7 separate regions of the Mus musculus genome follow, and all the other regions are linked to region 4. The links are chromatin loops, found by intact Hi-C in ENCODE. Cell type or tissue: left cerebral cortex. All regions are shown on one strand. Region 1 overlaps Nkx2-4 (NK2 homeobox 4). Region 2 overlaps Pax1 (paired box 1). Region 3 overlaps Nkx2-2os (NK2 homeobox 2, opposite strand). Region 4 holds the start of 9030622O22Rik (a long non-coding RNA gene). Region 5 holds the start of AI646519 (expressed sequence AI646519). Region 6 holds the start of Gm34978 (a long non-coding RNA gene). Region 7 overlaps Cfap61 (cilia and flagella associated protein 61).

The links. Peaks named below come from ENCODE experiments on the same cell type or tissue, not always from the same donor. Only the 100,000 strongest peaks of a DNase experiment are listed, where the experiment ranks them.
Region 1: it touches region 4 in a loop (10-fold over the local background); 10 of 42 quality-filtered maps call a loop at or near these places.
Region 2: a loop joins it to region 4, with 5 times the contacts of the local background. A loop is called at or near these places in 15 of 42 quality-filtered maps.
Region 3: it touches region 4 in a loop (5-fold over the local background); 10 of 42 quality-filtered maps call a loop at or near these places.
Region 5: it touches region 4 in a loop (5-fold over the local background); 15 of 42 quality-filtered maps call a loop at or near these places.
Region 6: a loop joins it to region 4, with 5 times the contacts of the local background. A loop is called at or near these places in 9 of 42 quality-filtered maps.
Region 7: a loop joins it to region 4, with 11 times the contacts of the local background. A loop is called at or near these places in 2 of 42 quality-filtered maps.

What each region holds. Positions count from the first base shown.
Region 1 is chr2:147,081,282-147,085,281 of GRCm38, forward strand. Nkx2-4 (NK2 homeobox 4) reads right to left here. Exons shown (of 2, transcript NM_023504.1): 1 at 3,614-4,000; 2 at 2,595-3,208. The coding sequence ends at 2,595. Among named protein-coding and RNA genes, the nearest start is that of Nkx2-4, 2.1 kb to the right of the region's middle. In left cerebral cortex, no CTCF peak of the experiment used is centred here; a DNase peak (open chromatin) is centred at 2,310.
Region 2 is chr2:147,370,804-147,374,803 of GRCm38, forward strand. It overlaps Pax1 (paired box 1), which reads left to right. Exons shown (of 5, transcript NM_008780.2): 5 at 2,911-4,000. The coding sequence ends at 3,002. Among named protein-coding and RNA genes, the nearest start is that of Pax1, 7.8 kb to the left of the region's middle. In left cerebral cortex, no CTCF peak of the experiment used is centred here; no DNase peak of the experiment used is centred here.
Region 3 is chr2:147,191,711-147,195,710 of GRCm38, forward strand. The region is part of intron 1 of Nkx2-2os (NK2 homeobox 2, opposite strand); the gene reads left to right. It also overlaps a transcript of Nkx2-2 not described here. Among named protein-coding and RNA genes, the nearest start is that of 6430503K07Rik, 6.3 kb to the left of the region's middle. In left cerebral cortex, a CTCF peak has its summit at 2,074; DNase peaks (open chromatin) are centred at 1,563 and 2,071; H3K4me3 peaks cover 1,551 bases.
Region 4 is chr2:148,037,717-148,041,716 of GRCm38, forward strand. It overlaps 9030622O22Rik (a long non-coding RNA gene), which reads right to left and starts at 2,770. Exons shown (of 13, transcript XR_866820.3): 1 at 2,425-2,770; 2 at 419-523. In left cerebral cortex, no CTCF peak of the experiment used is centred here; a DNase peak (open chromatin) is centred at 1,828.
Region 5 is chr2:147,360,923-147,364,922 of GRCm38, forward strand. AI646519 (expressed sequence AI646519) reads right to left here and starts at 1,871. Exons shown (of 2, transcript NR_040330.1): 1 at 1,429-1,871; 2 at 619-910. It also overlaps a transcript of Pax1 not described here. In left cerebral cortex, a CTCF peak has its summit at 1,597; no DNase peak of the experiment used is centred here.
Region 6 is chr2:146,832,524-146,836,523 of GRCm38, forward strand. It overlaps Gm14114 (a long non-coding RNA gene), which reads right to left. Exons shown (of 4, transcript XR_375064.4): 3 at 3,357-4,000. Gm34978 (a long non-coding RNA gene) reads left to right here and starts at 1,317. Exons shown (of 3, transcript XR_003953940.1): 1 at 1,317-2,823; 2 at 3,847-4,000. In left cerebral cortex, no CTCF peak of the experiment used is centred here; DNase peaks (open chromatin) are centred at 1,775, 2,349 and 2,530; H3K4me3 peaks cover 1,240 bases; H3K27ac peaks cover 260 bases.
Region 7 is chr2:146,213,089-146,217,088 of GRCm38, forward strand. It overlaps Cfap61 (cilia and flagella associated protein 61), which reads left to right. Exons shown (of 27, transcript NM_001369121.1): 27 at 1,507-1,944. The coding sequence ends at 1,707. Among named protein-coding and RNA genes, the nearest start is that of Insm1, 6.9 kb to the right of the region's middle. In left cerebral cortex, a CTCF peak has its summit at 1,837 (motif pointing right); DNase peaks (open chromatin) are centred at 1,827, 2,703, 3,043, 3,500 and 1 more place.

The sequences.
Region 1 (4,000 bases), 960 kb before region 4:
TGCTAGACGCCAAAATGTACTGCAAAATGTCACATCTGCAGAGTTAGCATTTCTGAAACCCGGTTTTGCTATGGCCTCTGCTAAACTTTGAGAGGGCTTTGTTCCACCCAGCCCCTGCTCCAGTTCTCCCTCTTGGCTGTGGAGACACTTATCCTCCTCTTCAGTTAATGAGTTTCACCTAGTCTAGCCGTTTGTATTTTTATAAAGGATCTGTGAAGCACCAACTGCAAAAGAAGGAAAAGGCTTTTGCTTTGCATTAATCAGAAAGTGGAATTCTATAGTAAAAAACATTTCTTTTAATGTTTCAGGAATCGAACCTTTTCCTATGGGGCGTGCTCAGTAAGTCTCTGGGTGTAGAATGTTAAGCCCTCTGCAGCAATTACCTCAAGCTTGGTTTTTGTTTTTGTTTTGTTTTGTTTTTTTCCTACTTAAGAAATGCTGAATGGAAAAAGATATGGCTACAGTACATGTACTTTCAGAAAATAGCAAATGGAAAATGATTGTTTGCTTCTGGTGACATTATTTCCAATAGAGTTCATTTAATTTAAAGGATTCTTTGTCTGGAAATAAGCTACGGGTGTGTGTGTGTGTGCGTGTGTGTGCACGTGTGTGTAGAACTCTTATAGGTTTATTTTTCTTAAGGGTATCATTGCATGCCCATGGACTATAAAGCTATTGGTTTTGTAAGTGATGGCCTGTTAAAAAAAATTATTGCAAATGGTGTGAATTTTTAAAACATGTGCTAGAGGTAGTGTAGTCAAACAGATGAAAACAAAGCACTTTGAACTACAGCACATCAGTAATAGCTTTACCAGCAAAGATTAATACTGATTTCTGAAGTCAATCTACTACATAATGCAAAAACTCAACCTGGGAGAATTTTCTGTATGTTTATCACACCATTTTAAACTATTTTGTCTACTGAGATTTTTATTAAATGCTTTTAAAATTAAATCTCACTCTCCAAAAATGCACAACGGTGGTTTGATAAAAGACAAATCTCTTTGCCCCATGCCCCCTCCCTTTTCTTGCCTTGAAAGGAACTGGAGTTAATTTAGATGGAGAAAAAGAGAGAGAGAGAGAGAGAGAGAGAGAATTTACTTTATAAAATACATTTTGGAGAAAGTGCAAGTTTGACTTCTATGTACCTTTCTATGCAGTCCCTTTGAACTTTCCAGAAAAATGTTCAAACCATGAGAGGAAATAGTGTTTCGCACTCAGGTTTGTTCTAAAACATAGAAATGCAGAAGAGGTTTGGTATCTCTGGTGACCATCTGCTTTGATTCTTTGGAAGCATGCTTTGCGCATATTATTTCTTTAACTTCCATTAGTCCTATAAGTTCACACTATTCAGTCGGTTCTATTTCCTCCAATATGACTATTTTAATGATTAAAGAGCTGTGTTGCCACACTCGCCAAAAGGAAAAAAGGAAAAAAAATCCCTACAACCCTTAAAAAGAAATGACCTCTTGACTTTTAGCAAAAGTACTTAAGGCCTTTTAAAGTTATATTTAAATATTCATTTGAAATGCTGAAAATATTAATTGGCATAATAGAGTAAATATATTTATTTTACAATAAAACACCGATAAAATTGGTGCAACAACTACGTTCTAAATATGATGGAAACGTATAATTATCTTACTTTTTCTGTATATTATGATAACAATTCAATAAATCACCTTTATTCTTTTTAACTTGCTTTGAAGTAGATTGGTGGTAATAGTGTCAGTTTTACTTGTTTGTTCTAGTACTTTGCCAAGGAGTCCAAATTCAGGTAAAAATACTTTAAAGAAAATAAATACCATGTTTATAGGATAAAAGGGTATGTTTATCAGCTGATTTGGAAAGGCCAGATTCTATATAAAAAGTATTTTATAACCCTTTTTAAAAAATAATGAGCTGCATCTTGGGTTGGGGTCGGGATGGGGGTTGTACTCTTCTAGGATAATATACAATTACTTGGTTGCCTAATAATGAACAAAATATTTTAAAATCAGCATTTAAATGTAAAAACGGTAACAATCCGTATACTTAGTGTTTCGATTCTTTTTATTCCATTTCTCTATTTTACCCAAATGGCAGTTATTCCTCAGCAATCACGTTGCTGTGTATATGATCCACTTTGGGCTACAATTCAATTTACTTTCAATCAAGCATTAACGAAATTGCACTTAGGGGAGGGGCTTTGCAAATTAATCTCCCAAAATAAATTCCACTTCAAGGATTCATCGTGAAAAGCTGGTTGATTTATAGAGATACAAACACCAACAAAGTTTCCGACTTCTAAAACTCTTGAGAGCTTTGGTTAGGAACGTGGTGAATGCGTATTCCGTCAGTCAGTTCTTCCGCATAACTTAGGAACTTCTGAAAGAAGGGAAATCACCACCTCAGAGTGTGGTGTCACATTATTCGGTCCGGGGCTGTTGCCTTCTCCCACCCCCAGTAAAGAGGTTCAGAGCAGCCTGACCCTCTCCGTGACTCATTCGTTCTTATCTCCATGCACTAAAGGGTCAGCATCTGTACATTTCCCCCATCCGTTCTTGCAGTTTCTTGGCGGATCCTGCGAGTCGCAGGCAGACCCTCGGGGCTCATCACCACGTTCTGCCATAGAGCAGGTTGGCGCCGAGCACGCCTCCGCCGTAGTCCCCGGTGGCCGCGTCCAGGGCCGCTAAGCCGCCCCCGGGACCATGCAGAGCGGGCGGGCTGGGCGACAGCTCCTCGAGCTCTGGCGCGGGCGTCGGGGCTTGCGGCTGCTGGCCTCCCTGGCCAGGCGTCGGGGTGCCCGCGCCGTTCTGGCACGGCTTGCCGTCCTTCACCAGCACCGGTACCGCCACGCGGCGCGGCGACGGCGGCGGCGGAGGCGGCGGGGGGCCCAGGCCGCCCTCCTGTTGCAGCTGCTGCGCCGCCTTGTCCTTGGCCTGCCTCTTCATCTTGTAGCGATGGTTCTGGAACCAGATCTTGACCTGCGTGGGCGTCAGGTGGATCATGCTGGCCAGGTGCTCGCGCTCGGGCGCCGACAGGTACTTCTGCTGCTTGAAGCGCCGCTCCAGCTCGTAGACCTGCGCTTGCGAGAAGAGCACTCGGCGCTTCCTTCGCGGCGCGGCCGCGTGCAGCGGTGCCAGCGACTTGGCGGCGTCCGCGATGCCGGTCAGCGAACCCATGCCGGCCACGTTCACGCCCGCCGACGGCCCCATGAACCTGGAGACTGGGGAGGGGGCCCAAGAAGGACGGCCGGTGAGCCCCGGGCCTGCGAGAACCGTTCCCGCCGACGCCCCGCTCGTTTTAAGTGACGGCACGGGGCCCCCGACTGGGTCGCGGCGTCCCACGAGCGCCGCGGCCCGAGCCCCACTCCCTCCGCGCACCCGGGGGCCCGGTGACCCCCGTGCGCCCCAGGAGGTTCCCGAGAAACCCCGCGAGTCCCGGGCCGCCCCGCGCGTCCCCAGCCTGGCCCCAGAACCCCTCGCGAGCCCGAGGCCGCGTGCCAGGACCCCCCGCGCGTCGACCCTCGGGCGCCGCTGACCAGGACGCCAGCACCCTCGCGCCCCGGCTGTGGCGGGAAAAGCCCGCGCCGCCAGCCCGCCCTCAGTCCCGCGCGTCTGGCCCCGCTCACTTGACGAGTAGCGCGGGTCCGTGTTGGCGCCGTACCAGCCGGTGGCCGCGGCCGCCGCGCCGCCCCGCATGCCGTCCGTGTAGGCGGGCAGCTCACCCATGTTGCCCAGGCCGCCGTTGCAGTAGCTGCCCATGGCGCTGTGCGGGAACTGCGAGACGCCGGGAGGCATGTGGTAGGTGGCGGCCGCCGCGGCCGCCGCCGCTGCCGCCGCTGCTGCCGCCGCCGCGTTGTGTCCGGCCATGGCGTGGGGCGGCTGCATGCCCGCCGCCACGGCCGCCGCCTGCGAGGAGGGGCCGCTCGGTGGCGCGCGGTAGGCAGCGGCCCCCAGGGGCGCCCCCAGGCCGGGCGGCGCACCGTCCATGACGCCGCCGAACTTCTTGTAGGTCT
Region 2 (4,000 bases), 670 kb before region 4:
TTTAAGGACAGTTGAAGGGTCTCAGGGTGAATTCCCCCTCACTCAGTTTCTCACACGGAAGTGGGACTGTTGGTGTGGATATTTAAATGAGCTTTGCCACACCCTGCTTAACTGAGCAGGCTTACTCAAGTTAAAAGTATTTAGTCAAGAATTTAAGTGATTTCTCCTGGGTTGGTCCCAAGGAGAAGGAAGACATAGTAAACTGAAGAGTTCATTGATTCCAAAAGGAAGTAGTTTTCAGAAGGGCCACTTGGTCATGAGGGTGCTTCTGCCTCACATAAAAACCTGTGATGTATCAAGGATAAGATCCAAAGGTGATCACACACTCACTAACTCCAAAGACCTGTAGTCAGCTTGGGAGGGATCTGTATTTGGGGGTTATTCCTGATTGATTTTTTTTATCAGACACCCCCTTTTCAGAAATACAGAACACCTCACTGGCAGAACCCCTGTGACCATCATATCCATCTCCTACAATAAAATACAGAACCTACAACCAAGTTAACTACATTGGTTATTAAATTAGTAAGTTAGTATCCTGATCCATACAGTGCCTTAAAAAAATGTGTTAAAGGAATTATTCACATCCATTCCAGTGAACAATTTCTCAGGCTGGCTTGCAAGCATTTGTGCTCAGTGGTTGTAAACAGAATTGTTCATTAAGCACCTGTTTTTGAAATGTAAAAGTTACATACTCCCTTGCAGTATGAATTTACATTCTTCTCATGGGCAGAAAGAATTGCCCCTTAACTGGACTTTGAAGAGTTAAAGCAAAGTAATCTAATCCAGTGCCATTTGCTTTTAACAATTTTTTAAACAATTAATGTGTTCAAAGAAAATTGTTTCATGAGAGTTTACTGTCATTACTTTTTGTTTACTGTATAATAGTAAAATTAATACTAGTTAACTTTTTGATACAAAATTGTCTTTTCAGAGACAATAGGAATTTGTATTCATATGAATATAAATATACCCAGTAAAAATCAAATTATTTTGATGACCCAATGTGTATCCAGGATACAATATTCACTAGTGTGTTCCTCCAGTTAGCTGCAAATGGGTATCTTACTCATTATTCAACCTGGAACCTCATCGAATATCAGCTTGTGCTTCACAATTTACTGCCTTTGTCTTGGCGGAAGGTAGCAACTCTGTTTTCCCTCCTGTGGAGGCAAGAAAGTAGGAATGACTGCTGATGCTTCCCTTCTCCTGAAAGGGAACTTTAATTCTTTGGAACTGAGAGAAGAATAAGGAAGTCTTCTCTTCACAAGGAGGGGATGGGCTTTTAAGAACCTCCACAGCCACCCAAAGGTCTCTGTGCCAGTACTTTCCTCCCCAAGGTGAGGGACCACATTGACTTCAAAGGCATTCCCGTGTTTCAGAAACCAGCAAACTTTAACGTTCAAAAACTGATCCCAGGAGAGATTTAAAAATAAGGGGTGGGGGGAATAAAAAAAATCACATTTATGAGTGTCACTTTCAGGCTTCCAGGAAGAAGACTTGCTATTTATTTGTTAAAGAGAATTTGCAATTTTGTTCTGATTATTGCTAATCCAGAGTTGGTGCTTGGACAATACCAAAAGAGAACTCTGTCATGGACGATTAGATAGCCTTTGCAAATTATGAAACTCCTTCCTATTCCCTCTCCTTTGGTGGAGTCCCAGCCTCTCCTGGTTCTCTGTCATATGCTATGTTCTTGCAATTCCCATATTTTTTAAGTTGTCTTCCCTAGTCACAGTTCCCAGAGACTAGAGTATGCTAAGTGACTCCAAAAACGGGAGAATCTTCCCAAAGTGGGGGTGGAATTCATCTCCTGGCTCCTGGGTGTTTATTTTTCTCCACTTGTCATTTCTGCCTGAGAAGCCTTCGCCTCACATGTTTTAAAAACAGGTCCTCACTTTTGAAGTGTGTGATCAGGATGGAAAAAGATGTCTGGATATTTGGCTGTACAGTCATAACTGTGCTTAGTAAAGTGAACTGAGAGGTGGGGGTATCGCCTGGAGGACTTTGGTCGGGACTGTCTGTATATCTATCTCTTTAAATATTGCACTAACCTGGTGTGTGTGTGTGTGTGTGTGTGTGTGTGTGTGTGTGTGTGTGTGTGTGTACTGTTACTTCAAAGTTGCCTGGAGCTGGCAAATCAGAGTTCCCCCTCAACGAATTGGAATTGATGCGTTAGAGAGTGGCTTTTTGTGAGAGGAGGGAAAGAAAATCGAAAACCCCCCGTCAGAGATAATTTGTTTTTGCCTCCTGGTGCGAGGAAAAGCTGCACAGCCAGCCGGATCCGGGTTCTGGGGAAAGGAAAAATAGGATTGCACAATCGTGGCGTCACTTTCTGGCTTCCAGTAGCAAAACTTGGGCCCCTTCCCAAAACCCCAAATAATAGAGCAATGCGCAGAATACCGTCTGATCTGGCAAGCCCACTGCCACTTAATCCAGAGGCCCACAGGCCCCAGGATGCGCTGTGGCCGCAGTGTTCCGCTGCTTACCTAAAGCTCCACCTTGGCTCAAGTCTGAGGCCCCCAAGAATGTTTGGTGGCCCGTTTTCCGCACCCGGCCTACCTCCAGACACCCTAAGCTGCCCCTCAATCCTGCTTATCTCGCATGGGTCTGGAGTGGATTGGTGGGTCGGGGACGGGAGGACATGCTCTGCAGGGTCAGCGCCAGGTTAGTCATGAAGTCTCCTTAGGAGCTGAAGACGTGCACACCACCCCTTGCTTCTGTGGTCATCATCAGGAATGAATGACTGGAGAAGCGGCCTGTTGAGGAGATCCACTAGCCCGCCTTGTGGAGTGGCTCCCTGAACGGGACACGGAAGGGTGAGCGTCCCCAAGTCCGTGACCTGCTGGCATCCTGCTCTACAGCCTAGGCTCTGGGCGGTGACCCGATGCTCCTGTGCTTCTTCCGCAGGGACCGACCGGAAGCCCCCCAGCCCGGGAGGCAAGGCCACGGATGCACTCGGTAGCTTACACGGACTGCCCATCCCAGCCTCGACCTCCTAGGGGCTGTCCTCTCACAGAGCCACAGCCCGGTTCAGAGGAGCCGGCCGGGAGTGCAGCTCAGCTCATTCGACCTCTGCACCTCTGCGCTAGCAGCATCCTGGAGTTGGGGCCCCGGCATTGCTTTGGTCTCAACAGTTCCGCCGGTGCTTCCTTCAGGAAACCCTGGAATTTTTTAGGTCTTTCCGAGTCTTGGTTTTAGATGGCTGCGTTCTCCTAACCTTCCTAGTTCGGAGAGAGACTCCTGCATCCACCTCAATTTATTTTTGTTTTGTCTTTTCCCATCCATATCCTTCCTCTCTCTTCTTCTTCCTCTTCCACTCCCTCCCTCCGCCTGTTCTCTCTCTCTCTTCCCTCCTTTATATTCTCATCTCAATCCTTTCTCTTTCTGCATTCTCTCTCTCTCTCTCTCTCTCTCTCTCTCTCTCTCTCTCTCTCTCTCTCTCTCTCTCTCTCCTCACACACACTTTTCTCACAATCAAAGGTCTTTACAGCTTCCCTAGGCTCGACTTCTTCAATCCGCGGGTGGGGAAAACTTCAGTGCATTCTTCAAGGACCCAACCTTCCTTTATACCCCTCCCCCCACTCCCCTGAGCAGCCACAGTCCCAAGGGAGTGGGGCTTGAACCTAGGAGCAAAGCCAAAGCCCTTAATCATATATTTTTATAGTAACAAACAAGAGTACAACTTCCTTGGATTGCTGCCCCTACCCCAAGAATATTGTTTGGAAACCTTTTGTTTTTCTGTGCCCAGTGACTAGGCTGGCTTTGTTTCTACGTTAATGTCACCCAAAAGAAGACAGGACAGGAGAAAGAGATGCTGGGACTGGTGTTGGGACTGGTGGTGTTTTTAGTAATTAAAGACTAGGCTTATCTCTCAGCCAGATATGCCCAACACTCCTTAATGTACCTCCAGAGCCATCAGCATGGTTTCGGGTGTTTGGGGCTCAGTACATTTGTTAATTTTGAAGAACAAACTGCTTCAGGGTGGTGAGGTTCATTT
Region 3 (4,000 bases), 850 kb before region 4:
TTTTGTCGGAGGAGAAAGGTTTATTTTATCTCTGGTTGGAGGCAGAGAGTGGTATGCACTCTAAATAGACGGGCATGGAAAATGGCTCCCATCCTTATTCCTGTGAGTGGTCATAAAGATCACTTTTTTTTAAAAGGCATCCTCAAAAACAGGCCCCAAGGAGGTTTTTTGGCAAGAGCTGGGGTTGCAAGAGGTTGGGGTATCAGCTCTGCCATCCCACGTGAAAGAAATTCTGACACTGTGGCCCAGGAGTACCACTCAGCTCCCTTCCAAACCCAGAAAATGAAGTTGGGAGTGTGTGTGTATGTGTGTGTGTGTGGGGGGGGGGTTGTGGAAAGTCAGCTCTAGCTTCAGTTGGTTGGCATGTACCTTTGCCCCTGGGGCAAGTGCACTGATAGAGGCTGTGTGAATGCTGCAGGGAGGCCAGACATCTAGCAGGGAAGAACCTGACCTCACCAGTCATATAGAGCAGATGGGCCAGTCATGGAGGCTGGCTGGATGAAAACAGTCTACTGTGGGTTCAAGCTTAAGGTGAGTTTTTCTCTCCTTCCTTCCTTCCTTCCTTCCTTCCTTCCTTCCTTCCTTCCTTCCTTCCTTCCTTCCTTCCTTCCTTCCTCCCTCCCTCCCTCCCTCCCTCCCTTCTTCCCTCCTTTCTCCCCTCCCTCCCTCCCTCCCTCCCTCCCTCCCGCCCTCCCTCCCGCCCGCCTGCCCGTCTGTCTGTCTGTCTGTCTGTCTGTCTGTCTGTCTGTCTGTCTTTGGCACATACCATGGCATTAATTCTTTAAAAGCAGGAAAGGTAGGATGAAAGGTACTAACCAGATGAGTACCCTATGTCGTCAAAAAGGTGGGGTCAATAAGTTTTCCAAGCCCAGGAATTGAGCTCCAATTATGTTGGCAGATAACCAGTGAAAAATGATCAGACCTAGTCATGAGACCTACAGCCTGGGGTCCCCAAGCAGGTAAATGTGGTTGCAGGAGAAAGATAGTTAAGAGATGCAATCCTCCCTTTCTTTTTCGAGGCAAAATATATAACACTTTACCAATTATCTGCCCCCACCAAAGGGAGTGTTTCCCTAAGATGTAAATTGTCATAGAAATTGGGATTTCTTGTATTAATCAGCCTTATTGTGTGGGCATAAGACCCCGAGGGTATATGTTAGGACTTTGATAAATGCACTTTAATGAGATCTTTGAAAATGCATCCAATAAACTAAGAGGCGAGAAAAGCCGTTTAACTTTCATGGATGTTAAATTGAACACGAAATGTGGCTGCGGGCAGACTACAAAATGGAACGGGCCTCCCTCCAATATTTTCTTTAAAAACGTAGCTTTAAGCCCCCCTCGGGCCAAAGGAGCCTTGTTCCAGCCAATCCATTATCATCGCTTATTGGGAAACCAAAGGACACGTCCCCGCGGGCGAATCCCTTTCCTTTATTCCTTAGCACAGCTCTAATGATTAAATATGGCACAATGAGATTACGCATCATCACTGTTGCCTTCAGGAACGTTCTTCCAGCCAAACCCGACCTTCCCTTGATAAAGGCGATTCCAATGCGGGAGATTCGGGTTTCTCAGGGATGCAAGGCGCTGAGAGCACTTTCTAATCTGAATTTACTCCTTAACACGTGACAGAATCATTACCACAGACTTTGGGAGCCAAGCTGCTTCTCCTAACCCGTTAGCATTCAGCACTTCAAGACAGACCAGGCGGGCTGATGGGCAACGCAGTCACCCGTGCGAGAGGAAGGCAAGCTCTCAGTCGGAGCTAAGTGCAGGCAAAGACAGACACACACCCGCGGGGGCCTCCCGCACAGAGCACTGAATAGGGACGTCTGAGTCTCTGTCTTATCCCTCCAACCTGGCACCAAAGGTTTTTCAGGAAGCAACGTCCCCTCTCCATACCAAATTCCAAGTGCCACCAAAGTGGAGAAGTAGCGAGAGGCATAGAAAGGCCTGTTTGTGAGTCTGCGAGCTGGGGAGGGGAGGGTATGATAGGATCAGTGGAGGGGTCTTCCAGAAGACACCCTGACTTTAACAGGGCCCACCAAGGTTCATTTCTGATCCTCTGGCGATCTCTACTGTCACAAATGAGAACTGTCCAGAGCCCGGTGAGGCCCAGGAGACACTAATGTTTCAAGCAGCAGGTTTTCGTCGCCTCCCCGAAGATCACCGTCTACGACTCCAGCCCCCAGCCCTGTGGGTCCTTGAGTCTGATTCCCGCCGCTCACCCTCCAGCTCCTTACGGCTCCCGGAGCCACTCGCGTGCCAGTTCCGCCCCAGAAGGAACCTTCCTTTCTCATTAGGCGCCATCTCCAAATTCCTTGGTATTCTGGCCTCTGCTTACCAAGCTGAATCGTGAGTCACCAGCGGCGCGCACCAGGAGACTCACCCCTCAAAGGTGGGGGCCGCGGCGCGTCCTTCCTCACTGCAGCCAGCAAAGTCGAAGAGCCCCGGGGGCGGGGGCGGTGGGGAGGAGGCTGACAAGGCGCTGGACGCGCCCGTTCCGCCTCCCACTCCCCGCGCTGCGGGGACAGCTCCGCGGCGTTTCAACACCCGCCTTTATCTAGTCCTCCACCTCCCGGGACGCCCCCTCCCGCTGCGCCCTTCCCCCTGCCGCAGGCCTCCCGGGCGGGGCTCGAGGGTCAGCAGGGCTCGACGTGGGCGGTGGTGGCAGTGGGCGCCGCTCCTGCCCACGGAGCTGGTGGGGGGGGGGAACTCCAGCAGGGGCCCAGCTACCCCCCCCCCCCCAGCCCCCAAGGCAGCCCCACGTGCTGTCAGGTGTGGCTGCGGGAACACCTGGAGTCTGTGGCAGGTAAAACTTTTCTCAACGACAAATGCGACCAGAGGGAGGAGGCTGTCCCTTCTCGAGGCCTCCTTCCCCTGGTGACCAGCCAAGTCCTTGGAGGGCTTAAGATGCCTGGATCTGCCCACCTGCTGCTTCCCGACTCCGTGACTCTGGGACAGAGTCCATCTAGAGATGGACGAGAGGGTCGCCGAGCTGTTCAGAGGCTTGGTCCTCTAGGCGTAGCGAGGTCCCTGCCCGGGATGTGGTCGCATCCCAGCGGTAGCAAAGACCGACCCCAGCGCCGGTCAGCCCCAGGAGAACAGACAGTGTGTCCTGGCAGTGGGAGGGCGGGAGAGCTCTGGGCTCCCGGCTCCTTCTGCAGCCCGGTGGCCGCTAGACCGCAGCTGCGGGCGCCCCGTGAGCAAGCATGCATGCAGGACGTGCGCGAACAGGAGGCTCACCTGGAGTGCGGCGGCGCGGTTCCGCCTCGGCTAGCTTGCTGTTCCGGGCCTCGGGTACTCCGGCCTGCCGCTGGGGAGCCCGGGTTGTGGCGCTGCGGGCGAGCGCCCTCCTCCCAGCTTCGGACTGGGGCTCCAGCCGCGCTCACTCGCCCGCTCCCGGCCCCGCGGCAGCCGCAGCCTCCGCGGAGGGGCCGCTCCCCCGCGCAGCGCTCTGTTTGTTTTTCTAGCCCGACTGACGTGAGTCAAAATATTGGCCATATGTTCAGCGGTAATAAATTGGGTATGAGCGCAAACACACTTGGGCTTCGATGGCTCTTTCAGCTGCCACATGGCCGGCTTGAGAGGGAGGGGGTTTCCACCTTCCACCCTGTCGTGGCCCCTTCTCCCCCAATCCGAGGTGGGATTTCTCCGTGGCGTCCCTCTGAGCTGGAGACCAGGGCCCACAGTCTTCCTTGCACTCGACCCCCCTCCTCTGTGCCCATCAGTGCCCGGCGCGGTGTAGCTCCTGGCGAGCCCTGGCTGCTGGTTAACAAGGTCGCCATCTATAAATTGCTTGGTCGCTAAGACGCCATAAAACCAAAGGGCCAGATGTGGCACGTTATTTATGTGTGAAAGCGCATTTACTCTAGATATGCGAGTCCAAGGCAGATAGCACTTCGTAGGAGGTCACAGACCTCTGGGCCTCTGCTTCAGTCTCCTCCCCTGGTGCACTACCCAGCCTAGATTGAGGGGTGTAAGTCTTCCCGGGAAAGGT
Region 4 (4,000 bases):
AAACAAAACAACTACAAAAACCTACTAGACCCAGCAAGGCAATGACCAGAAGAAATTAAGTTGCAAACTTTTGGTGGCGGTTCCCCTTGTTTGTTTGTTTGTTTTTTGTTTTTTGTTTTTTTAAATTCCATTTCACTGGAGCACCCCTGGCTGGCCTTGGTTACTATGGTGCAGCAGCCAGGGCCAGGCCATCCCTGCCTCAACAGACACCTCAGGTGTGAATCTTCGTTCCTTTGTCACCACAGTCTGGGTGGGCCTCCTAGGGTGGGTTTTTTGAGGGATGGCGGTGTCTGTCCTGTGAAGCAGAACTTGAGGACTATGTGTGGATCTTAGCCAGTCTGGCTGCAGAGCACCTCTGGGTCCACAATAGCTGGAGGAATAGGGGACATCCTTGGCATTCATTCTCTTTGTTACATACCTTTATTTTGCAGAGGGAGAACAGGGTCAGCCAGGGGGTCCCTGCTTTTGCACCGAGGTCTTCCGACCTGCTCCTCCAGAGAGGGAGCCTTCCCCACACCTTAGGCTTATGGGGAAGGAAAAAAAATAGACAGTAGCTTCAAGGTACTTCCAGGTAAGTCCAGGGGCAAACGCCTTCCCCTATGCCCTATTAAGCCTTATCTCTCGCTCCACCCCCGCGTCCCACTTCCACATTAAAAGCCCCCCAAAGCACAACGAACTGCCTTTTTCTGTATAAAGCCGGGAGGAGGAAGGCGATAAAGATCGGGCGTTTAAATTGGCCATTTGAAAGATTACATCTCTTCACCGAGGGTCTTTCTTTCAAAACTCTTTACAGAATTGAGGGGCCATGGCTAGTCCGCACCGGCTCTCAAAGGCCGGGCACCTTTTAATTCCGCCGTAGAGTGGGCTGGGCTAGGTGACCCGGCGCCATCAAAGGCTCGAGGGAAGGCCGTGGGGCGACACTCGTCTAATGACAAGTAATTGACGGATTCGAGGCCTTGCATTACCAGCGGAATGGGGAGGCATTAATTATTTAAAAACGATTAGCCTCGCCTAACGTCCGGCAGGCTTTCCCTCTCGTTCCAGGGAAGGCACCAGCCACGCTAGGCAGAGCCCGGTTTGGAGCGCTACGGAGGTGTTCGAGTTGGCTTGCAGTGTCCGGATACCAGAGCAGCACAAAAGGGTGTGCCTAGGCCCCACTTTCGAAGATGCCCTCATAGCATCGATCCAGAGGGCCGGTTGGACCATTTCAGCATACTGGGTTCCCCATCTGCAGATGGCAATGCAGCCTAGAATGGTTTCCAGTTAGGGTGATAGGGGAAACCCAACTGGGAGTGGGTTTCTTCCATTGCCGGGCATTTAAGGCAAAGACGGAGAACGAGGGTTTAAGAAATAATGAGCGGGACAGATAGACAGTAGTAAAGATAGTTTTTTTTTTTCCTTTTTCTTCCCCAACCTCCGCCTCCACAACCACCCCACCGGTGAGCAACGATTCCTGGGCTTTACTCTTACAAGTCAAATCGCCTATTGATGAGCCACCTCTCTGTCCCCAAAGAGGTCTTTTCTGAACCCTGTCCTCAGAACTTTAGGGTACTGTATTTTCAGCAGGCTACAGTGGAAACTAGTGAGGTGAGGTTGGCACCTTCCTGCAGGCAGCGGAAAGAAGCGCTTGAGCCTAGTCTATCTTCCAAAGTCCTGTTCTAGGACCCCTACACGCGCAAGTGCAACACACCGGATCACGCTCCTAAAACAAGGCGGTGCGACTGGCTTGTAATGGGACTGGGATGATAGACGACCCGCGGCACGCTTTGACTTTCTCTCCAGGACCCAGCTCGTGACCCCAGTGGCTCTCCACTGCGTAAACGCCAGTGCTTCTTGCGAACTAAAGTGACTCGGCTTTTAGGAAAGGCGCTTTCTCTTTCCCTGCAGGGGTTTGGAGGTGCCCTAGTCTGCCGGGATCTGGGAAACAGCATAGAACACACTCAGAGCTGTAAGCTCCCTGCACTCTGTGGCCTCCGCTCCTCCTCCTCCATATCCCCCCAGATTCACGCACAAACCGGCGGTCCCCGACCATAGATTGTGAGGCCAAGGGCGCGCTCACGCTCCCCCACCACACGCGCACCCCAGCTCTTATGAAACTAGCAGCTCCCTGTTCGAATCTCCAGTTGGAGTGACTGCAGTGTCTGGGTTTCTCATCGCCTCAGGAACCAAACTCCGAAACTGCGAGAGTTTTAAACTCCTAGACTCCTGGTTTTTCTAAGTGGCCGTGCAGTCACGAATCTCCCACCCCCTGCAAAAACACTATTCCCCAACCTCCTGGGTCTTCCTGAGCTGGGTGCACCTCCCAGTCCTCTCAGAGGCACACGAGCTAGCTCGACTGGGGGAGGGTAGGCGTGTGGACCCGAGTGGGGGGCGGACTCTGTGCGGGGAGCCCGGGCGTGGCCCCCGAGTGGGTGCTCTCCCTACCTGCGGTGGCCTGCGGGCAAGCGGGCGTCGGAGCGTCCTGCGCTCGGAGGGAGGCGGCGGACTGCTCCCAGCCGAGGCATCCCTGCATTTATTTGAGCTCAAACCGAGCGACTGTTGACTTTAGCACACAAAGCAAAGATTTCACTGCCCGCTAGTTTAAAAATGAATATTTTACCAAGATATCGATCAGCGTTATAAAATTCAGTTAAGTACAATGGGATCCTGGAAAAAAAAGAATAATAAAGGAGGGGGAGGCAATATAATATCTGTGCAAATTTGCTGAAGTGTGACGTGGCATGAAAAGTTTACCCTCCTGGAATTCGGATCTAGAATGTTTTTTTCGGTTGTTTACTGACTTTGTTTATTCACAGATCACGGTTGCTTAAACCCCAGCGCGAGGAAGGCGGCGGGCAACAGGAAGAAAAAGAGAAGGGGGAGAGCCGCTGCACCCAGCAATGCATCGAGTTGGGGTGGAGGGAGGGATCCCTGAGCTCCTAAACTTGGAACTGGGGGGGCCCGGGGGGGGGGGGAAAGCTGACGTGGTCTGTGAGGAAGACACCAGAAGGGCCGAAAAGTCTCAGAGGGCGCAGCTCCCCGACAACCTTTTTATGTATTCGTACAGAACTATATCTTATCGGCAGGGATCAGTGGAGGGGGCGCACTAAGTAGTTTAAAACGACCCTCGAACAATGGGCGAGCGATAAGAAACATAGCAGGTTAGGGCAGCGCTTTCAGTCTCCATTGTCCCCCCCACTCGGCCCCCAGCCCTGCCTCTCCGCTCCTTCGCCACAGGAGCCTTTTATGTGATAATGAAACACATTTCAGGCTGGGCTCGCGACGTGTGTGTCCTGGCCCAGCAAAGAGAAGGCCTGATTGCTGGCCGCGGCCTGCGAATCCCTCCTCCTTCAATTTCTCTTCCTTGTGTTCTGAGGAACAATGTGACTTGTTAAAATAGGATTTTGGGGGTGGGGGTTGGGGGAAGACGCGCACACACGCACACACACACACACACACACACACACACACACACACACACACACACACGAGCAAAGGAAGGCCAGGCCTGCGGAGGAGGGATGGAGATGAGCAGTGGCAGAAATGGATCAGAGAGGAGGTCAGGCTGAGGTTCTTGTGGGACATTCCAGGTTGCAATAATTAGGCATAGCAAGATGTCGGGGCTAAGCAGCAGTCCCTTAGTAGAAACACCTCTGATGCCTGCTTGGGTTTTTAACAGACATAACTCTTTTATGTTTCTTTCCATGGGAATGGCCTATGGAAAGTCAGACTGGGGGCGGGCGGGAGGGACAGCTTCAAGGGCAGGAGATGCAGGTCAGCGTGAGGAGGCTCCTTTTGCAAAACACGACCTCCTCTACAGTTACCCGTCAATTTGGAAAATCTGCAGAGTGGTGGAAATGATTGGTGAGGTTTTATTTGGGGTCTTTGTATTTTCCTGGAGGCTCACAAAATACCCATTCAGTCCCTGGGCCTCAAGTGTGGTTTGCCTATAGGAGCTTCCTAAGCTAACAAACAGCTTTGCCCTGGCTGGTAGAAGGGAGACACCATTCCTGAGACACTG
Region 5 (4,000 bases), 680 kb before region 4:
GAGAGGCTGGAGCAGCTTTTAAGACTGCTACCCGACTTTTCCAGGCTAGCAGACATAAACAGAGTCTCTGCAAAGAGTGGAGGATACTCAAACAGGCAAGGTGAACACAAACCTGGGGGAAACTCTCTCCGTGGGAACTGGAGGTGGGGAGGAGCCTGCGTTCCAGATGGGAAAACACTGGCTCCCTAAGGTGGGGAAGGGACACAGGCCTTATGCTGACTTGATCTTTGAGATCAATTAATCTGTGAGTCTTCCTTCTCCCTATCCTTCCCTTTCATCCCAGTCACTCTCCACTGTCCCCACTGTCCGTGTATCTACCTTGCAGTCTACACTGTTCCATGAGCTAGATTCCTGTAGTCCCCCAAGGCTTTGCCTCCAACGCTTTCTTGCACCTGGCCACATGTCAAACTAAAAAAAAAAAAAAAAAAAGCATTTTCTTATTTTTAAGTGTTGTGTAGTGGTAAAATTGTCCATTGTAAAATGCCCTTAAAGAGTAAAGTAGGCTCTTCTTACACAAAGTCCGTTGCGTAGTCTGTCCTTACACAGAATCCTTACACAAAGTACTCTGAAGTTTGCATTGCTTAAAAAAAAAAAGGACAAAACAAACCAGCACACGAATTTTAAAAGAAAAGAGATCGTTTGTTTGACTTTAATTTCAAACCATGTAACGCACTTCTCAGTGTTCATGAAACAACGAAAGTGCAAGGCCTGAGTCAGGAGAGACTGGAGCAGCGAAACCCAGTTCTACCAGTCCCCGGCTGCTGGAAAACCGACGCAGGCTACTTCAGAGCTGCTCTGCGAAAGCGGCGTGTTTGCTCCTACTCTGGGTTCCTTCCCGGCAGAATCAAGCCGCGCACCTGCGGGTCCAGAGTGGAACTTGCTTCTGCTTGTTTAGTTTATTGCTGGAGACCTGAAATGTGTGAGTCCCGGGGAACAGTCAGCCCGTTGCACGCTTCGTTTGCACCCAAATAACTTCCCCCGCACCACCATCCCATCAAAAATCAAGATGGTGCAGAGAAGTGAAGCTTGGAGATTGACTCATTCAGCCTGAACATTAGGGTCCTCCATTCACGGCTCTGGTGACTCTCTGGCTCTTAGCGACTTTCTCCGCTCCCAGCCTCCAGTCCCCAGAAAGACTCGCTTCTCTTTTAACCTCCTCTTTAACTTCCAACGCCTATGAAGCTTGCCTCACCTTCTTTCTCTGCCCTGGGATACCTGAGCCAGGAACCCTTAGAGACCCTCACCTTAGTCCTCTGGCCCTGTGAGCTTTCAGCACAGGGCGGACCAGGCTTTCGCTGTGTGAGGTTCTCCAGCCCGGGAACTTCCACGTTCCTGGAAACCACTACTCGCTCACTTGGTTGCACGCCGGGCTTAGCGCATGCAATACTATTTTATCAAACCAAAAGTGAAGTATACGAGCTTTCTTACCTTTGCGTGCGCCTCATGGACCATTAGCTGCTCCAGAGCGGTGGAGATAACCAAGCCGCAGCCCGGAAAGTTGAAGAGACACTTTGCCTTCTGCACTCCAACCTTTGCGCCACCTCATCCAGCCAGCTGCGCGGGAACCTGCGCAGCCAAGCCGGGACCGGACCCGACAGGGGGCGACAAACTGTAAGGTTTTTCTGAAGCCTAGACCTGCTGACCACTGTGTGGTCGAGCAGGCACGCAGCTGGCTGTTGAGGAGGGAACATGGTGATGGGGAAGCCTGGCAGGTTCAGTTATTCCAGAGAGCCTGCCGCCACAAGTGCAAATCTCCTAAGTCGCTCCTCCACCTTCTCCTCTCCTGGATCACCAGTGGGCCTTCCTCTAGAGAGTTTGGTGCTGTCTGGACCGAGCTTCTTGCAGAGGAAGCGGCAGACTGAGCAAAGGATAGTTTCATTGAAACAGCTCTCTGTGGCATAGCTAACTTTAGCTACTCTTTGAGCTGGCTTACCGACCCCCCTCCTCCAGCCCTTCAGCCTTTAGCTAGCTACTTTGATGCATTTTTGGGTTAAGGGATAGAAGCTGTTTTTCACACCTAGCGGAGTCAGATGGCAAAGGATCGCACATTTCTTAATATTCCTTGCCTGACTAGAAATCCTGGAAATGAATCTCTAGATTAAAGGCTCTCAAATACCAAATGATCTGAAAAGAATTGAAAGAGAGAAGCCTCAAGGAACTGCCCCCCCCAAGTGCATTCATTCTCTGCTCCTTGCGCTCTCCGCAGCCCCCCACCCCCACCCCACCGAAAGCTCCTACACCTAGCATGCCCACCTTAAATCTATGTTGTTCTCTAGGTCTTTACCGGAAGGCTGCCCTGTTCTAATGGGCCTGGTGTTCCGTGTGTTTACTGTTCTCACTGGGGGGTTGGGGCACCTTCAAGGGTGCACGGGTCCCCCAGACCTCTTCCACATCCCAGCAACCTCTCTGAAACTCTTAGAGCTTGAGCTAGCACTATGTTTATGGGCGGCCAGACAGAGATACCTCTTCTTTCGAATCTCCCAGTTCTCTTTCACAGTTCCCTTCACACCAATCCCAGACTACTGGGTGTTGTACAGTTTCCCTGGAGAGCCAGGAATTTATGGTAAAGGTCCTTCTGACACACATTTGCATGGGTTGAATGCGGTCCATCAAAGTTCCCCTCCCCCAGAAAAGGGAGAAAAGTGGTCAGGGCTTCCAGCGAGGCTCCTGAAGCTATGCTGACAGAGTCAACCTGCAGGAGCCTTTAACAACATCACTGCCCTTGAACACTGAGCAGTCTCCAGGCTGCTCTGAAGAGCTAGAGATGGAGGGATGTGTGTTGGTGAGGAGAGGCATTTTCTTGATTCCTGAGGGGTGGTTTGAACTCCATGGAAGGTCCAGGATTGTGGCTGTTTCCTGGGGTTCCATCAGGCTATTTTGTGACTAGCCCCAAAGCTCTTGGTGTCTACTTGTCTCACCTGGGAATTCCCAGGTCTTGCTCTGCTGGCACGGCATGAGGTGCAGAACTCCATGACCAGCTCATTGCTTCCTTCGGGATTGCTGCCTTTATGAAGGCCAGCTTGGAGGCCCAGCACTGTGCATGGATATGAATTAGAAGAGTTGATTTTTAATACCAGAGCTGAAGGGTCATTTAGCAGAGACCTCTGGAAGACTACTGGTGCCAGGGAATGTCTAGGCCAGACGGATGAGGAAGTGTGTGTGTGTGTGTGTGTGTGTGTGTGTGTGTGTGTGTGTGTGTGGAGTGCGGGCAGGATCTCCTGGCCTGTCTGAAAGAGACTGTCTGGATCTGGAACAGGAGCTCAGCAACCATTATGGTTTTTTGAAGATTGCCCGATTGTTGGGGACAGGAAGCAGCAAGTCTGCCTTTCCTGCTTGTTCCTTGTGTCACTTACTGGAGAGGAATGAGTTCTGGTGGGTGGGCTTTGTCATTCGAGGCAGAACCTGGAATGCTGTGCTCCTTTCGGGTCACTGAAATCACCTCATGTTACTCCAAAGGCACTCCTGTTATGAGTACAGGATGGACAACCATGAGAAATGGGATCTGGGAGAGTCCGCTCCATAAGCCACTGTGGACCACCCTTCCTCGATGCCCCTTCCAAGCTGGACCTCTTTCTTTTCATCTTGGTGGTTCCCCAGGTTCTGTATCCACCTGACCTGTCTCTTCTCCTCAGGGCAGCAGGTGGTGGAGATAGCCACATGCTAAAACACCGTGCCAGGATCAACTTCTACCTTCCAACGGGTTATTAGTAATGGCGGTGGAGGTGATTGTTAATGTATGATCAACTTGAGATGACTCCCCTACCTTTCCTGAAGTAGGTTAGGAAGGCCATAAAAAGCAACAAAGATTGGATGATCCCAGGATCTGGCTTAGGTTTAGGGTGGTGTATATTCCTGGTGTGTATGTGGGTGGGGTGGGGTGTGTGTGTGTGTGGGGGGGGGTAAGGGTTCCGGAGAGGGTAAGAGAAAGGCGGAGGGGGGAAGCCAAGAACTAGGAGGAGGGGTAGAGTTTCTGGGCGGGGAGGGGGACGCCAGGCTCGGT
Region 6 (4,000 bases), 1.2 Mb before region 4:
CTTTCTGTCAGGAAGAGGCTTTGCTGAGGGCGGCAGGAAGATAAAAGAGCACAATGACAGTCATGACATCTTCGGTGTGTTACAGACAGTAACAGTGAGGGGTTTGTGTCTAAATTGGGACTGCGTTTGAGATAGGACAGCATCATCTTATAATGGCTGGTTCTCTATTTGGGCCAACTTAAAGCTTTTGGGGGGCCCTCTCCATCTGCCTTGTTCTCACCTGAGCTTTGTGAGAAGCTGTTTTCAGGACACTGGTGGGTGAGTCATGGTGGAAAGGAGGAGGTATGTTCCAAGAGGAGCATAGAAACAAATGAGTCAAAGCCCACAGGGGCCAACATAGCTTACCTACTCTCTGGGCCTGTGACTTTTTGTGTGCATTATTTGTTTTAAAATAACACATGTGTAGAGAGAAAAATGAAAGATACAGAAGCAACATAGTGAAAACTTCATCTCCATCGGCTCCTCTCCCACACCTTGGTTTTCTTCTAGTTCATCATTCCACAAGACTCTTCTCTGAGGTCTAGCTGCACATCTCTGCACTCTCCTCAGCACCCCAAGGCTTTCCTATACACAGTGTGCTCTACATTCTGCCCAGCCCCAGCCTGTTTATTCATCACAGGCGAAATCTCTAACAGATGACCTGCTCTAACCCTGTACACCCAGGCTGTGGCTTTTTTTTTTAAGGGTTAGGATTATTACTCAATGATAATGACTTATTTTACACATTGTCTTCTGCTGATGTCAGGGCGGGAGCCCGAGACCCTCAGAGGACTCAGGGAGACCCTGCCAAAACGTTTCCAAACTGAATAGTCATTGGGCAGCCAGATAATTCAGAAACTATTTGTATGAGCTGTTTATCAAATTATTAACCGCACAGATGTTGTTTGGTTGAAGAGCAGCTGAATCCCCTCTCTGGCAGCCGCGGAGACAAAGGTCTCCAGGAATAATTGGAGATGTGCACGGAATATTAAATTAATTTACTGCTCTTAATTCTTATGCAAATTCTGACCTCTGATGGCGCCTATCAATTACCCCGCGCGCAGTGAAAGCGAAGGCGACAGTTTCTTTTCTTTGCTTTGCCTTTTTTTTTCTTTTAAGAACTCGAAAAAGGAAATATTTGCAATAAGCAGACCGTAGGAGCTCTGCGTAACTGGAATTGTTTAATTGAATCTCCTAGTTTTAGGGATGTCCGTGGAGGATAAAACCCCAGGGTGCAGAAGAGGGGTGCGGGGGCCGGGGGGGGGGCGGGAGAAGGGCAAAGGAATTTGGAGGTTTGGTTGCACTACAGAAAAATACAGCATCGAGTAGGGAACGATGCCGTTAAATAAAATGGGAATTTGCAGGGTGACTGGGGCCTTAGTCCTCATTTGGGCGGACTTTGGTGGTGGCTAGCAAGCCGGTTAGCAGAACAGCGCACTTCTGCAAATTGACAAGCAGTGTCCAGTGCCTAGGCGCCTTTGCAAGGCGTCTGCTGGACCGCTGTTTGCAGCAGCGATGGCTCCCTTTGCTGGTTCTTTAACTGTTTTTCTCATCTTTAGCGTCCTCAATCAAAAAACAATTTTTAAAAAAAATCTTTGTTTGAAAATCCAAACCTCTACTTGGTATTTCCACATTCAGCTCCACTGAAATCCCGGGTGGGCCGAAAGAAGATGTAATTGTCTCCTGTTTGGACACCCAACTCATTTCCCTGAATTGAGCAAATGCCAGGGCTTTGTCTGCGCTTGTGGCTTAAATGCTGTGTGCTTTCTGCGCCCGGGTGGTGAGCTGTAAAGACTGGGGTCTCCAAGTCTTTCATCATCGTTCTAATAAGGAAAACCAAATCGGGCGCATAATGTCATCAGCCCTGGCCCGACCTTGCGGGGACCTCCGCAGCCCGAAGATGTCTCCAGCGGCCCCCGGCGCAGCCACAACGCGTCGCCTTTCAGCTCCTGGCGGTCCCCACAAAAGCCAGACAACAATATCAATTAATCATGCAGCGGGCAAACAAGGAGATTTATCCCGCGACAAACAGCCCCACCGAGAGCCGTTGAATGGGCGTGATTAGCATGTGAAAAGACGAGCAAAACTCCGTGGTTCAACAGCTAAAGAGCAATTTGATGGGACTGGGATGGGGAAATTACTTGATTAGCGTCCGTCGGAGGAGAGCACGGTTACAGCCCCTCAGCTTGGAATCCAACTGCGGAACAAAACGCGCTGGTAAACGCGGCGACCTGAAGGGACAACGCGCTAGCGAGGGTGGCGCGGGGACCGGCACTGACACGCGAGCGACCGTGGGGGGCGGTAATAGTGGGCAAAGTGGCTGACCTACTTAGCCACTCCCCAAAGCGACAGGAGCTGTAACAGCTGTCCCACCTAGGCTTCTAGGCCTAGCCCGGGCGGGCATGACTTCCCCAGCTGATGTTGGAGGTCCGCCCTAATTTACACTCTCCCGACTCCGGCCGGGGAGAAGAGTGTCAAGGCTTGTGAGAAGGGAAAGGTCCTCCCACATCCTCCGGGGAGTCCCCTCGGTGGCTCCTGGAGCGTAGTCTACTACTCAGCAGCCTCTGCAGCGGCCCCAAGTCCGTTGCTAGGGCGCACGGCTCTTCAACCAGAAACTCTGAGGTTCGGTTTGCACAGGCAGTGAACTTTGGATCGCCTTAAGACCGCTTTTCCTGAACCGCGGAATTTAACCGCTTGGTTCCAACCTCTTAGAAAAGCTGCCCTTGTGGCCTTAGCACTTGGCAGAAAGAGGGGTGCGGGGGGGGGTCTGCAGTCCACCCGGAAGAGGTGGGGAGTTGAAAGGGGGCACTCCAATTGAGGATGACCCGCCTGGAGGCTCTCGAGGTGAGCTAAGTGCGGCGCCAGGGACTGCACGATCGCCTTAGTGTTAAGGACCGCCTGGAGCTGGCGCCAGAGGGATGCAGAGGTCAGTCCCAGACTTGCCCTGGATCCGGATACGCAAGGCCAGATCTGGAGGTTTGGGAAGTCGAGTCCTACGTTTTTCTCCTCAGTTCCAGAGGACAGCATCCAAGGCTCACAGCCCAGATTTGTATTGGGGGTGGGGGGTGGTGGTACACTGGGGCTCTTGGATAGACTTTTATTGATGAGGAAGAAAAGCTGTCCTATGGAGCTCGGAGGCTAAGGGTTCTCAGAACGAGGCCAAATGCCCAGTGAAATCCTCTGCTTCCCCAACAACCCATAGTAGCTGGACAGCCCATGTCTTCCCAGACTCCACCGACTCTGCCCCAAGCGCCAGCCCAATACAGAGGAATTTGAGGCTCTTGGAACCTTACCAAAAGGCCCAGACCCATAGCTCCCTTCTCCCTTGCTCCTCCCAGACCCACCAAAAGGGGAAAGCTCCCCAGTAGGTCACTAACCTCCTAGTATAACTGGCCCACCAAAAGATTCCTTCTTGCTCCTGCCAGCAATGGGGGTGCGCCAGGGAAAGGCACCAGGATCCCGCCTTCAGTTTATCTTGGAGAGGAAGAATCTAATCCACCTTCCCCGAAGTACATAAACACAAATCTAACAAAGCAAAGCTCCAAAGGACATGTTTGCCAAAACTGTCTTAAACACACTTTGCCCCTTGGCATGAAGGAACCAAGAAGCAAAGACTATTTTTTTTTTTGAGTGCGGGGGTGGGGATGGATGGCCCCATCCGCAGAACAATTGTCACTCAGTTGAACAGCGTCAATTAAACCAGAGCAAAACGGTCAACTTCAGAGGGCTTAAATTTTTTTTTTCTAAAATGTCTATGGTGGTGCGTGTTCAGTGAACTAATGTTCTCTGCTCGCTTCTAGTCTTCTCCTCCTTCCCATTCCACTAGGGCCTGATGCCCCAATGCAGCTTTCTCCTTTGGCTGTCTAGGTGGACCCTTGGGGTCGTGGATCCCAGACTGGCTCTAGCCGCTAGAGAAGAAAAAGCCTTGCTGGAGAGCGTGAAGTTTTGCTGGCGGTGGCGGTAGTGACAAGGCTCTGAGGAGGAGAGACCTGGGACCGGAAGGGCGAGACACCGCTAGTGA
Region 7 (4,000 bases), 1.8 Mb before region 4:
AGTAGGACCTCACAAATAACTATTACTATTAATTATTATGATTATGATTATTTCTATTTGGAAGTCGGTGTAAATACACTGTGACTTTGGTTTGAGGGATCAGTAGTCACTGTCACCGTGCTGGCAAGAGCACACCAGCTCAAAATCCTTAGTCACAAACCTGCTATAGATGGGCAAAACCCCACAGCAGGGACCACTCTGGGAATTTGAGTGGTGTGCAGGGGAGGTGTGTGCAGTTTTCAACTTGTGTGTTTGGGAACAAACGGTGTTTTGGTTTGGTTTGATTTGGGTTGGGTTTTTTTAGACAGGATTTCTCTGTGTAGCCTTGGTTGTCCTGGAACTTGTTCTGTAGACCAGGATGGCCTCAAACTCGCAGACAAGTGCCTGCCTCTGCTTCCCAAGTGCTGGGATTAAAGGCGTGCACCTTCACCACCTGCTATGTGTAAGAAACCTCTACACTTTGTGGATTAGGTGTAGTCTCAAATTACTTCATTCTTGCTGAGTCCTGTGTTTAAGGATGTTAATAAGAATTTGGGCTGAGAATGTCTGAGGTTCTTAAACTCTACCCCTTGGCCAAGATCCAAGGCAATAAACCACCTAGAAGGTTTCTTGACCAAATGTTAAAGCAAGCAGATAATTTTTATCTGAAAAACAAACAAACATAATGGACTTATAATTACTATCCTTGGTAAAATCAGGCTACCTGATAAATAGAATTCTTACAGGAAAACATAAACAGTGTGTGGCTGCAGTTGCTTGAGTTGCCCCAGGAAGGAGCCAGGGACTGGGGGTGGACGGGGCTCAGGACTGTGTATTCCTGTTGGCAGAGACAGTTTCTGTGATCTGCGATGCAAACTCTGAAGACAGGTGGATGATGGGATGACAGTTGCGCAACACTGTGAGTGTACTTAACTGTCCACTGGAAATGATAAGAATAACTGTGCAGTGTGTGTGTTTTGTCACCTGCTCTGGCTGGTTTTGTATGCCAACTTGACACAGGCTGGAGTTATCACAGGGAAAGGAGCTTCAGTTGAGAAAAATGCCTCCATGAGATCCAGCTGTAAGATCCAGTTCACTGTTCCATGATGATCAAATAGAACCCATTTATAGTCATAAATGGGGGAGGGCCCCTTGTGGGTGGGACCATCCCTGGGCTGGAAGTCTTGGGTTCTATAAGAGAGCAAGCTGAGCAAGCCAGGGGAAGCAAGCCAATAAGGAACATCCCTCCATGGCCTTTGCATCAGCTCCTGCCTCCTGACCTGCTTGAGTTCCAGTCCTGACTTCCTTTGGTGATCAACAGCAATGTGGAAGTGTAAGCTGAATAAACCCTTTCCTCCCCAACTTGCTTCTTGGTCGTGATGTTTGTGCAGGAATAGAAACCCTGACTAAGACATCACCTTTATGAAGAATTTCTACAAAGCTAGACAAAGCTCCCTTGGGGAGCTGCCTCTGCCCCACAGTGAGTGGCAGGAAGTTCTGACTCTGGTCTCTTAACTGCATTCACAGGAGGAAGACAAGCCTACCATGGAGGAGATAGCCTACCGGTTAGAGGAGGAAGAAATAAACCTGAATGAGAAGCCCCAGAAATACCTCCAAAGGGTTTTTGAGGATTCCATCTACAAAAGCCTGCTGGAGAAGAGCATCCTAGATTACCTTCATTACAACCAGTACCACCTGCCCATGTACGCATGGCCAGGCATCATTTAGCTGTAGCCAGCGCCCCACCCCCCGCTGGCATCACTTCCACTCTCTGTCAGCCAAGTGCTGACAGAACACCCCAACCCCCATCCCCCACTATTATACCCTTTTTTCCTCCCGTGTTTTCCGTGTATTCCAGTAGGTGGCGCTAGGCTGTGTGGCCCTGCTAAGCCAGGGAACTTTACAAACAGGCATGTTCAGAGCAGAATAAGCCACTCTAGCGATAAAAAGAGCTCCTACAAAGCAAAACTTGTTTTGTTTTGTTGTTGTTGTTGTTTTTGTTTTTGTTTTAACCTTGTGTGTGATTCTGTTCGATTTCCCGGAATGTTCTGCTGCCAGTTCCATTAACCCTATGTGTGCCGATTAATAGTGGGTGATATAAAAAGAAAATTATGTGCCAGAATGGGAAATTGGTAAACAGAGAAGGAGAAATTAAATCTGTAATCCCCCTTCAGGAGGAGCAGGTGGAACCTACCTGACCTTTTGAAACCAAGGAGGCTACTTTCAGAGCCTTCCTGTTTGTTTGTTTGTTTGTTTGTATTCATTTTGCTGACCATGAACACAAAGGCTAAGAAAAAAATAGAAGACCAGGAAATTAATATACAGATCTCAAATTCTGAAATGAAGAGGGACATTACTCTAGTTCATATTGTTTGACACTGCTCTCTGGAGGAGTGAGGTAGGGCAGGACTGGTTCCTCAAATGCCCAGTGTAGACCAGACATTTTCCCTTTCCTTCAGCCCTAGCAGAGCGGAGACAGAAGGATCGCTATGAATTCAAAAGCAGTGATCTATATTATATAGTGAGTCTGAGGCCAGTCTGGGCTGCAAAGTGAAACCATCTAAAGAAGAAAGAAGAAAAAAAAAAAAAAAGAAAGGAAGGAAGGAAGGAAGGAAGGAAGGAAGGAGCCTTCTTTTCTCTTCTAATTAAAGCAAGTTTTAATTGCCCACCCCCAAAGCATATGGACTCAGGCACAAACAGAAGCAGTGCGGCACAACCGACCCACAGTAGGGCTTGAAATTGTTTTTTATGAACACAAGTATGGGTTTTATCACCCCCACCTTCCCACTCACCCACACAAAGGCAAGATTCTCCCAGCACCCCCCACCCACCCACCCCACAAGGCAAAGTGGGCAGGGAGGTGGGGAACCAGAAGTCTACGCGCTCTGCCACAAGCTTTCTGAGCACTTAGAGCAACCAGGTTGTTTGACATTTCTCACAACAAACTTGTTCCAGGACACTGTCTTTTCTGCACCAGATAAAAGCAAGTCAATGTCACTCGTGCCTTTACACATGGGCTTTACACAAACGTGGGACTGTGATGGGAGGGCAGCGGTGGCCCAGCTGCTACAGACTAGCACTTGAATGCGGCCCAACCAATCGCTGCTGGCCCATGCTTCAGAATTCACACCCAGCACATATTTCAGGGGTGTCAGCTCAGGCACCAGACACTCTTCCTTCCCTTGTCCCTTTCCTGAGACGTCCTGGGTCAAACTCATCAGCAAATGTAGAGCATTTGGGTGCCAGGCCCTGGGACGCTGGGCTAGAGGTTACAGAACAAAGTCAGGGAGCTGGTTTAACAGTTATGACTTTTGTGAGCAACTATTACCATGATAAAGCCTCTAGTTACACAAAAGTGACCCCAGAGGACTACATTAACCTTAACAGCAAGTCCCTGCATAAATCTGCTAACTGCAGTGTTTTCTTTGCTGCCTTTAAAAAGGTAGCTGTGGGCATCACAACAGGTGTGAGAATATCTGAAGCATATCGTGGCCTACAGAGGGTGTCAGGTGACATTTCAAGCCTTGTCCCGCTCTTAGAAAGCAAGTTCCTGAATCTAGGGGGGTTTCGAATATATGTGCAGTCGTTAAGAACAAGTTTCCTAAGAAACGAAGCCCTCACAGCCTGAAACTGGCACAGGAAGGACTCTGGATGATAGAGCTCACACTAAAGATGCAAAGGGAACATCTCAGGGTCCTCACCTGATCTGGGGATTCTATTGTTTGTAACCAAAGAATATTGTGAAGCGGAACGCCAAAGTTAAATTTCCAAACACTGCTTCACAGATGCCTCTAATGTTTTTCTCGCAGATGTCAGTTCTTAAATAAGAAATGTAGCTTCCTCCTTGCCACAGATGGCTCCTTCCTTTTGGTTTTATCGCACTCAAATATCACAGGAGAGAGAGAGAGAGAGAGAGAGAGAGAGAGAGAGAGAGAGAGAGAGAGAGAGAGAGAGAGAGAGAGAGAGAGAGAGAGAATATGTTTGGAGGATTAAAATCAGGCAATCAATATTTACCCTTAAA